2 separate regions of the Homo sapiens genome follow, and region 2 is linked to region 1. A link is a contact called in ENCODE Hi-C data. All regions are on one chromosome and are shown on one strand. Each heading gives the region's core, a stretch centred on a gene start or an enhancer-like site at or near the end of the contact. The rest is flanking DNA. Distances are from core to core; before and after follow the strand shown. Region 1 has its middle 46 kb from the start of CDKN2AIP. Region 2 has its middle 62 kb from the start of TRAPPC11.

Region 1 (5,282 bases), core at 1,658-4,157:
TCTGCAGCTCACCAGTTAATCAGATCAAAACTGGTGATCAAAACGAATCAGATGGCTGAGGTATGAACGTAGGTGAGTCAGGCGGCTGGATGAGATGGCTCCATAAAGAGCTCTGGAATTCGTTCTGTCCTGGGCACAGCCCTTATGAAAGAAACCAAAAGAAAAAGGGACTGGAAAAATATAGATAATATCCAATGCCAGCAAAGGTGTCGTTAAACAGGCACTCAGATGCGATTCTCAGTGCAGGATCAATTGGCACAAACACTTAGGAAGGCAATTTGGCAATGTGTATTCAAAGAGGTATGGCCTTTGAGCCAATCATTCCACACAAGTGGATTTATCTTTATTTTATTTATTTTATTTTATTTTTTGAGACAGGATCTCACCCTGTTGCCCAGGCTGGAGTGCAGTGGCATGATCTCACCTCACTGTGACCTCTGCCTCCCGGGTTCAAGCGATTTTCCTGCCTCAGCATCCCAAGTAGCTGGGACTACAGGTGCCTGCCACCGTGCCTGGCTAATTTTTGTATTTTTAGTAGAGACGGGGTTTCATTATGTTGACCAGGCTGGTCTTGAACTCCTGACCTCATGATCAGCCCACCTCGGCCTCCCAAAGTGCTGGGATTACAGGCTTGAGCTACTGCGCCCGGCCGCATTTATCTTTAATGTCTGAATTAACGGAGGGGCCAAGCAGGGAGGTCACCTGCATGGAAGGGAAGACCCACAGGGAATGTACAGCCAACAACGTCGAGGTAGGTGTACATGTGGGGGCGGGGTAGAGAGGACACAGTAGGGTGGCAGAATCTACATGGTTAGAGGGGGCATCTGTGTAGGGGCAGTGGAGGCAGCAGCCAGAGAAGGGTACCCAAGTCCAAGCAGTAGGATAGTGGGGCAGAGGGAATGGGAGACTGGATACATGGAGGGGGAGGACTCCGTAACTAAATATATTGAGAGTGACGGGAGCCGAGTTTCTCACTACTAGAGAGAACAGTTATAATTATGGAAAACAAGAAAACTAGATTGAAGTCTCCGGTGCAGAACTGAAAATGGGGCAATTGATGTGAACTCACAGTTGCAAACGTTACAGGTGAAAAACGCCCTCCTGGCCGGTCACGGTGGCTCACGCCTGTAATCCCAGCACTTTGCGAGGCCAAGGTGGGTGGATCACTTGAGGCCAGGAGTTCGAGACCAGCCTGGCCAACATGAGGAAATCGCATCTCTACTAAAAATACACACATTTGCCTAGAGTGGTGGCACATGCCTGTAATCTCAGCTGCTTGGGAGGTTGAGGCACGAGAATCGCTTGAACCTGGGAGGTGGAGGTTGCAGTGAGCCAAGATTGTGCCATTGGGCAAAAGAGTGAGAATCCGTCTGGAAGGAAGGAAGGAAGGAAGGAAGGAAGGAAGGAAGGAAGGAAGGAAGGAAATTGAGCACCTTTTCAATTTGCTTATCCTCCATTTTTAGTTCCTTCTCTGAAATGTGTGTTTACATCTTTTGTCATTAAGAGTTTTGGGGATATTAGTAAACTTAGCCATTCATTCCTAATAAGTATCATGAATATTTTCCCAGTTCTTCAGTTTTGGTTTGGTTTTGTTTTTTTGGAGACGGAGTCTCAGTCTGTTGCCCAGGCTGGAATGCAGTTGCACGATCTCGGCTCACTGCAGCCTCTGTCTCCTGGGCTCAGGCCATCCTCCTGTCTCCAGAGTAGCTGGGAATACAGATGTGCACCATCGTGCCTGAGTAATTTTTGTTGTTGTTGTTTAGTAGAGACGAGGACTTGCTATGTTACCCAAACTGGTCTCCAATTCCTGGGCTCAAGCAATCCTCTGTGCTGTACCGCGAGTACTTCCTCTTTTATTTTTTTTAAATAAATAGAGACGGGATCGCACTGTGTTGTCCGGGCTGGTCTTGAATTCCTGGCCTCAGGCGATCCTTTGGGAGGCCGCTGTGGCCTCTCAAAGTGCTAGGATTACAGGCCCGAGCCACCATGCCGGGCCCCAGTTCTTCAGTGGTATATTATTTTATAGCCAACCTAGGTTTAAAATTTTGTATTTGGTCGGGCTTTTCCATTTTTTCCCCTGATGTTTTCTGGGTTTTGTATCGTGCTTACAAACAGCTTTGCCTTCTCATTACTCTACATTGATGCACCCGTATTTTTGTCACGGTTTCTTATTCTCGTGCGCGTGCACAGTGTTCGATGCATTTGGGTGCTGCGTGGAAGGCGTGCCCTGCTCAGCGACAGAGCCTGGGCGCGGGCTTCCTCCAGCACAGGGGGCGAGGGGCTTGCCCTGGAGTCACTTAGCCACCGCCTGAGCTTGGGCCACTTCCTCCACCACTTCTATCTGCATTTCCTCATCTGTTAGATGGGCTAACAGTAGAACCCACCTCAGAGGAGACTCTAGAGGTCATCGTGGTGATCCGCACCAGCTTAGAGCTGAGCCTGGCCCAGAGTACATGCTGAATCTAAACGCTCAGTGTTATGTTGTGTTGTGTTGTGTTGTGTTGTGTTGTGTTGTGTTGTGTTGTGATGTGGTGTTGTGATGTTATGTTATGTTATGTTATGTTATGTTATGTTATGTTATGTTATGTTATGTTATGTTATGTTATGTGTTATCATGCACCATGATAGGTTTGAATCCGGGGGCCAGCGTCCCCGGTCCCGGCGCCTGGCAGCGGGAGGTTCTGGATGGAGCCGCAGCAGGGTTGCCCCGCGGGCTGAGAAGCCCTCCTAGCTCTGCCCGCGGCCGCGGCGGACCCGGGAGACGCCGGACCTGTGGCGGGGTGAGCGGGGGCGGGTTCACCGCAGGCGGGGCGAGGCTCGCTGCCATCGCTAGGAGGCTCTGTTGCCGCTAGGACCTTGCGATCTCCGACTTCGGGGCTTGCGGGCTGGTTCTCAGAATGCAGTCTCTCCCGGGCCCGGCGGCCTCTTCAGCACCGCGGTCCCAGTGGGCTCGGCGTGCTTTTTAAATAAAGGAAATTAAACACACACGCTCTCTCTCTCACACACACACAGAGTGCTTAAATAATTAACAAATCGAGGCTTAAGGACAGACATTTCCTGGCTTTGGCTGGGTGGAAGCCAGCCACTAAGGCGGGGGCTGGTGAGCTGCCGCCCCGGGAGGAGCTAGGGGCGCACGCCACGTGCGGGTGCTCGGGCCTGCACCCCTGCTCGGGAGACCTGGAGCGGAGCGAGCGCCCGGGCTGCCCAGGACCTGGCCGTCTGGCACTTCCTCCGAGTTTAGGGTGCGCTGAGTCAGCTGCGGGGGCCAGCGGGGGCCAGTTAGGGGTCTGCAAACCAGCAGTTCTCGGCCTGTCCTCTTTTGCTGACACTCGCAGCCTCTGCCCACGTGGTCACTGTTGCCCCAAGGTTTCTGCTGTGCCGGCCAGCACTTCCTCTTTTTCTTTCTTTCTTTCTTTTTTTTTAATTTAAATTTTGCCTTTTTGAAAAAAAGAGAGACAGGGTCTCGCTATGTTGGCCAGGCTGGTCTCAAACTCCTGGCCTCAAGTAATCCTCCCACCTGAAGCACTTGGTTTGTTGCAGCGACTGATCGCCTCTCTTCCTCTTCCCCACTTGGTTCGGATGGTAAAGTGCATCCTCCCGAGGCAGCCTGGGCTGGAAGGCTCTCCTTCAGGGGGCCCTGCCCTAATTACCCTAACTACCCTCATGTCTCACGCCTCTCTGGTCCCCGTGGCTGCCAAGCCCCCTCGGAGAACCCAAGGGCGCCTGCAAGTTCTGCCTCCTCCAGAGCCTTCACAGCGGCCTGGGGTCCCCCTCTCCCCTCTTTACTGAGCAGCAAACTTCTCTGCTCTTTCCTGAACGCCCCAGTCTAACATGCTTGGCTCTGAGCCTGCTCTTCATTTCAGTGTCCACTAAGCAGACACACCTATATGTTATGGCTGGAAACAGGCCGCATGTCTTTATTAGAGGGCAGGAGGCGGTCGTTCCTGTCTTCTTTATTAGGTTGTATATGCCCATCTCCATCGCGCCCAGAGCATCCTGCCCCGCTGAATCTTTCTAGTCGACTCTTCTCTCAAAACTCTGTGGCTAAATTCTCTTTAAAACCTGTCCTTGTCCCAGCTACTGGGAAGGCTGAGGCAGGAGATTCACTTGAACTCGGGAGGCAGAGGTTGCAGTGAGCCGAGATGGCGCCACTGCACTCCAGCCTGGCGACAGAGCGAGACTCCGTCTCAAAAAAAAAAAACCCAACAACAACAACAACAACAAAACCTGTCCTTATGCCCTCAGATAGGGTTTCTCACTCTTGCTTCTCTGCACATCCTCTGAGGCCTGTACATTCTATTACTATTATTATACTAAATTGGTAGTTATTGAGTTACTTGTCTGTTCCATTTCCTAGACTCTAAGATCCCACATCTTATTTATTTTATGATCTTAGTAAGATATCTCACTATATGGATCTTTGTATCTCCAGGACCAAATACAGTGCCTGACCTTGGGGTCTCTCTTTTCTTTACATTTAGAATCTTCCTTCCACTTCTTATACCGTACGCCTCCCCTGCCTCACTCATTCTGTTTCTAGATGTCTGGTCATGGGAAAGCCGAGCTTCTTAGGGACTGCCATGGGGAGTGTGAGACTGCAGGGATTCTCCAGCTGTTTGTGTGAGTGTTTGTTTCAAGGGCACAGCACCTAATTGATCATAGGGATCTTGTCCAGCTGTTGAACACGTCTAGAAAAACAAATTAAGGCAGAGCAGACCAGAAGTGCATTCCATCGTCAGCCCCCAGAATAGGTGTAGCACCTGTCATAAATCCCAACATGGCTCCCGGCACTTCCAGATAGTGGCTGTCCTTGTCTCTGTGCATGGGAGTTTCTGTAGCAGGAGAAAGGCATGGCTGGGTGGGAGAACGGGGTGGCATAGTTTCCTCAGACCAATTTTAACATTAGCCTAAGGAAAATATTGTAAATAACTAAGAAGGTGGGATAATGCATTTCAGAACCAAACCAAAACGATTATCTTAATTAATCAAGAAGAATTGTCTGTATGATAGATATGATGAAACCAGTCCAGGAGGAGGAAAGAACTAACTGATCTGGAGGAAGAAAGTTAGGACACAGAAAGTGGAAACAGAAACAGGAAGGAAGTGGGAAGTGTCAGCTTCTTCAATCTGAAGCAATTTACCCAGAACAAATTTAACCTGTGCTTCAAGGAACTTTCAGTGCCAAAGTGGATTTAACTACTTGTTTACAGGTTACCTATGACTTGTCCTTTGAAACCCATCTTCTCATAGGTCTGTGATATGGCATCATGAAAAACCCTCAA
Region 2 (5,282 bases), core at 1-2,500, 320 kb before region 1:
CGCCCAGCCTAGAGTGCAGTGGCACAATCATAGCTCAATGCAGCCTTGACCTCCTGGGCTCCAGCAATCCTCATACCTCAGCCTTTCAAGTAGCCGAGACTACAGGCCCACACCAGCGCCTGGCTAATTTCTTTTTAATTTTTGTAGAGACGAAGTCACGCTTTGTTGCCGAGGCTGATCTTGAACTCCTGGACTCAAGTGATCCTCCTGCCTTGGCCTCCCAAAGTGCTGGGATTATAGGCATGGGCCACAGCCCCCGGCCCAAAAACAGTATTTTTATGCATGATCATTTTCCTTTGGGTTTGTATTTGCATAGTGTCTGTTTTGTTTTGTATTACGAAACAAGATCATTACCGTATTCACTGTTCTGTCCTTGCTTTTTTCTTAACAGTACCTGGTGATCCTTTCCCCACGTTATTATTAAGTACTGAATCTCTTTATGACAGATCTCTGTAATCCAAATACAAGCGATTTAATGAAGGAAGAGAGTCCTTACAAAGAAAGCCATGACTGTCAAGGTTTCAGGCCCCACTGAGAGTGCTGTCATCTGCCAAACCAAACAGAACAGACAGAAGGAGGGGCACCTCGCACCTGCAGTGTGCACGGCACTCACTTCTGGGTAGGAAGCTCCAGGGCACCCGAGTTTGCAGAGGCAACAAAGAGGCGCAGCTGAGAGGCCAGTTGCAGCCAAGAGGCCAGGTGCAACAGGCGCCAGATGCAGCAGACAGGCCAGGCGCAGCAGAGGCCAGATGCAGCAGAGAGGCCAGGTGGGGCAGAGAGGCCAGGTGGGGCAGAGAGGCCAGGTGCAGCAGACAGGCCAGATGCAGCAGAGAGGCCAGGTGCAACCGTAAAGGTTTCACACTGCGGCATCTCCCAGGGCGGCTTTGCAAACCCTCACCGGGCGTTCTGCATTGTGCTTCCGAAAAGCCACAGGAGTTTCCTGCGAACCGCAGCGGCGCGGGTGCAGGTGGCGACAGCCCCTATTGAAGGCCCCTGCAGCGTACGCGTCGGACGGGCTTCCCAAGGCGGGTGCTGGCGGCGGCGGGGCGCACCGTAGTCCTGGTCCCGCCACGGCCGCTCCCTGGCGGCCCCCGCCGGCCGCGTGCCCCAGCCCCAGGGCGCCCGCCTCGCTCGGCGCGCACGAGTTTCTGCAGGTCTCTCCTGCCAGCCTCAGGGGAGCCTCCTCGCGGCGCGGCCCGGCTGGGTTCCGGCTTTAAAACAGAAAGGCTCATTGTCCCGAGGTCCCCTGGCCGGTCTAACCGCTGCGGAAACTCCCCGACGCCCCGCCCCGCGCCGAACGGCCCCGCGGCCTGGCCAGAGAAGCCGAGACCGGGTGCGGGGGCCGGGCGGGCGGGTGAGCCTCGCTAGAGAGGCTGGGCTGGTGTAGGTTTTTTGTTTGTTTGTTTCCTCTTTTGTTTTTTTTTTTTTTTTTTGAGATGAGGTCTCCCTCTGTCGCCCAGGTTGAAGTGCAGTGGCGCGATCTCGGCTCACTGCAACCTCCGCCTCCCGGGTTCAAATGATTCTCGCACCTCAGCCTCCCCAGTAGCTGGGATTACAGATGTCTGCCACCACGCCAGGCTAATTTAATTTTTTATTTTTTATTTTTTTTTTTTGAGACGGAGTCTGGCTCTTTCCCCCAGGCTGGAGTGCAGTGGCGGGATCTCGGCTCACTGCAAGCTCCGCCTCCCGGGTTCACGCCATTCTCCTGCCTCAGCCTCCCGAGTAGCTGGGACTACAGGCGCCCGCACCACGCCCGGCTAATTTTTTTGTATTTTTAGTAGAGACGGGGTTTCACCGTGTTAGCCAGGATGGTTTGATCTTATGACCTCGTGATCCGCCCGCCTCGGCCTCCCAAAGTGCTGGGATTACAGGCGTGAGCCACCGCGCCCGGCCTAATTTTTGTATTTTTAGTAGAGATGCGGTTTCACCTTGTTGGCCAGGCTGGTCTGGAACTCCTGACCTCAGGTGACCCACCCGCCTTGTCCTCTCAGAGTGCTGGGATTACAGGCGCGCCACCTAGCCTGGCTAATTTTTTTAGCAGAGACGGTTTTTATTTTTAGTAGAGACGGTTTCACCGTGTTGGCCAGTCTGGTCTCGAACTCATGACCTCAAGTGAACCGCCCCCCTCAGCCACTCAAAGTGCTGGGATTACAGGCGTGAGCCGCCGCGCCAGCCTGGGTGGATTTTCTGTGCACGGAAGGGAAGCAGCACCGGAACCCCTCCTGTTCCCCTAAGCACCGTGGACACTGCCCACCTGACAGCGGAGGGGGAGCAGCCGGAAAATAAAATGTCGCAGGGCGCAGTTACGCGTATCTGTTAGTGTTTGTGTGTGGTAAAAGATCTGTCACTCAATGAGTGCCCGTTTTCAAAGAATGAACATAAAATGAACATTTATTAAACATAATTTAATCTCTTCTCCATGTCAGGCCCTTTCACTGATTTCCCAAGGTGACCATTCGGACCATTCGTACATTAATATTGATTTTAAGTTGATAAAGGTTGTGTTTGAAGTTGTCTTCTTGATTTTATCCTTGCAGCTGAAGATACCTTGTGAACTTTACTTTTCAGAGCAGAGCGTCTGAGCGGTGGGCAAGGCACAAAGCGCGAGGGAAGCCGCTGGAGGGAGCTGCTCTCCTGCACGGAGGGCGCAGGCGCCAGCTGCTGCCAACACCACGGGAAAGCCCTCACCCTAACCTTGGACTCCTGACCCCAGGCTCCTAATGCACATCATTATTCCATAAGAACAGGGGAGAAACGGAGAGGGCACGAAGCACAAACACCGAAGCTCTGGGATAACATTAGAGATAGGAGGGCCACCAACTCGTTACACTGAAAATTAAAAATACAGAGGCCGGCCGCTGGGGCTCACTCCTGTAATCTCAGCACTTTCGGAGGCTGAGGCGGGCAGATCACTAGAGCCCAGGGGTTCGAGACCAGCCTGGCCATCCTGGTGAAACCCCGTCTCTACTAAAAATACAAAGATTAGCGGGGCTTGGTGGTGCGCGCCTGTAATCCCAGCTACTCTTGGGAGGCTGAGGCAGGAGAATCACTTGAACCCGGGAGGCGGGGGTTGCAGCGAGCCAAAATCATGCCACTGCACTCCCATCTGGGTGACAGAGTTAGGCTCGTCTCAAAAAAAAAAAAAAAAAAGGAAGAAAATTACAAATAAAGAGAAGGAATTAGGTTATTAAAAATTATCTTTGCTTCCTTGTCTGATGGGCTGAATTAAGAAAAAAAGTTCTCTTTGCTGTAGGAACTATATTGTAGGGTAATTAAATAGACCTAGTGGATGAGGAAAAAAAATTCTCTAAGAATTCCAGTCAATGAATGCAGAATAGCATTCTTTAATTACATTTTGCAACTTCCAATTGAAAAACTTCTAATTTTAAAACATTTAAGTTAAATATACAGTTCAGCTAAACAGCGATCAATGCGTCAATGCAATGAGCGTCATTCAATTCAGACAATTGCATCGATGGCTGTTTAGCTGAACCTTATGATAAAGGAATTAGGCTGCCATCCTCTAAACCCATTGATCAGTCTTACCACGAAAAGCGAGACGAGACAGAAGTGTGGTGATGGGAAATATCACCTATGAAATAGCCTTATTCTGAAAAAAAAAAAAAAAAAGGAAAGATGGAAGGAAGGAGTGAGGGAGAGAGAAGGAGGGTGAAAGGAAGGAAGTAGAGGAGAGAAGAACTGGAGGGAGGATGAGAAGGAGAAAGAATTTGAGCTCAGGCTAGCTTGTAACTCTAACTCCCAGTCCATTGGAAAAACAGTAGATAGAGGAACAAGTTACATAAACACCCTGGGGTTGCAATTAACTAAACCCCGAATGTGGGATATTTTACAAAACAACTGACCCATTTCTTCATCAAGTCAATAGGGGATATAAAGGGGGACGGGACTGTTCTACATGAAATGAAACAATATAATGATGGACCTTGTTTGGATCCATATTCAAACAAGCCAACTGTAAAAAGACTTAGGGAAAATTGAATATGTTATACTAGACAATGTAAAGAAATAATTGATTAGATGTAATAATGCATTGTGGTTGTGTGATTTTAAAAGTCCTTTTCTTTCTGGTGAAATGAGGTAGGGAGGATGGATGGTAGAGGGCAAGGCATTAATGGCTGAAGCTGAGTATAAGCATGGAAGTGTGTAACAGTCTCTACTTTTGTGTCTGTTCGGAAATGGTCACAATAAAAAAGTAAAATGAAATAAAGGATGGCAATCAGAAGTGGAGAGAATATCGTAAATGTAGTCTGACCAAATGGTGTCACTAATACCTTTGATTAAAAAAAAATCAGCTGTTTGATTTTAAAAAGCTATTACGGAGCCCCTCCCATCCTATGACTGAATAATTCCGTATTTCATCTTTTTTTTTTTTTTTTTTTGAGACGGAGTCTCACTCTGTCTCCCAGGCTGGAGTGCAGTGGCATGATCTTGGCTCACTGCAAGCTCCGCCTCCCGGGTTCAGGCCATGCTCCTGCTTCAGCCTCTCCAGTAGCTGGGACTACAGGCACCCGCCACCACACCCGGGTAATTTGTTGTATTTTTAGTAGAGACGGGGTTTCACCGTGTTAGCCAGGATGGTCTCGATCTCCTGACCTCGTGATCCGCCCACCTCGGCCTCCCAAAGTGCTGGGATTACAGGCCTGAGCCACCGCGCCTGGCCTATTTCATCTTGAATAAAGGGTTTATGAACTGTTCCTGTTAAATTTGGCATTTGGAATTCAGTCCTTTGTTGAGATAGTGATTTTGAATTATTCTCCAAGATCAAATATTTTTTCAGACTACGGTTCTTCAAGCTGATGAGCATTACCAAAAAGAAGACCAGCTTCCTCCAAAAGCTCCGGGAGAGAAGCCCTGCTCTGCAGAGGTGCAGGGAGACAGCAGCAAGCGCGCTTGCATTTTTAAGTGAGTTTCATCCCCTGCTCACCATTCTCTTATCACTGAATATCTAAGGAAGAAAAAAATAAAGGTTAGGTTTACTCAACAGTGGACAAGTCTGTCTATGTTCAAAGCACTGGCATGCCAGGGTGCCGCAGGGGTGCATGCCAACAGTCCCTTTCATCACCTGGAAAGCTCTTCCTTGATCTGTTTATTTTACAAACGTTTCTATGTCCTCCAAAATCCAGTTCACATAACATTATCTGTTCATGGATGATGGAAATGCATTCCCACACAACAAAAGCACAGAATCATTTTATTATGAACACAAAAACAAAAACAACTCCAATGTCAATGTCCCTCCTTGAGGAAGCCCTACCTCCCCG

The links. A loop is a pair of places that touch in the nucleus more often than their neighbours do. Pooled maps may share reads with other maps.
Region 2: a map with no recorded cell type shows a loop between it and region 1 (3-fold over the local background). The contact joins two enhancer-like sites. A Hi-C loop is called at or near these places in 5 of 37 single-sample maps with no recorded cell type and 7 of 50 pooled maps.

The regions. Positions count from the first base shown.
Region 1 is chr4:183,396,401-183,401,682 of GRCh38, reverse strand. No RefSeq gene overlaps it. Among named protein-coding and RNA genes, the nearest start is that of CDKN2AIP, 46 kb to the left of the region's middle. RefSeq lists an enhancer at 2,939-3,730. Within about 2 kb of position 2,907, at least 24 of the 41 ENCODE cell types and tissues checked have a DNase peak (open chromatin) inside an H3K27ac peak, as active enhancers do.
Region 2 is chr4:183,718,844-183,724,125 of GRCh38, reverse strand. No RefSeq gene overlaps it. Among named protein-coding and RNA genes, the nearest start is that of TRAPPC11, 62 kb to the right of the region's middle. RefSeq lists enhancers at 735-784, 182-943 and a silencer at 895-1,424. Within about 2 kb of position 1,250, at least 20 of the 41 ENCODE cell types and tissues checked have a DNase peak (open chromatin) inside an H3K27ac peak, as active enhancers do.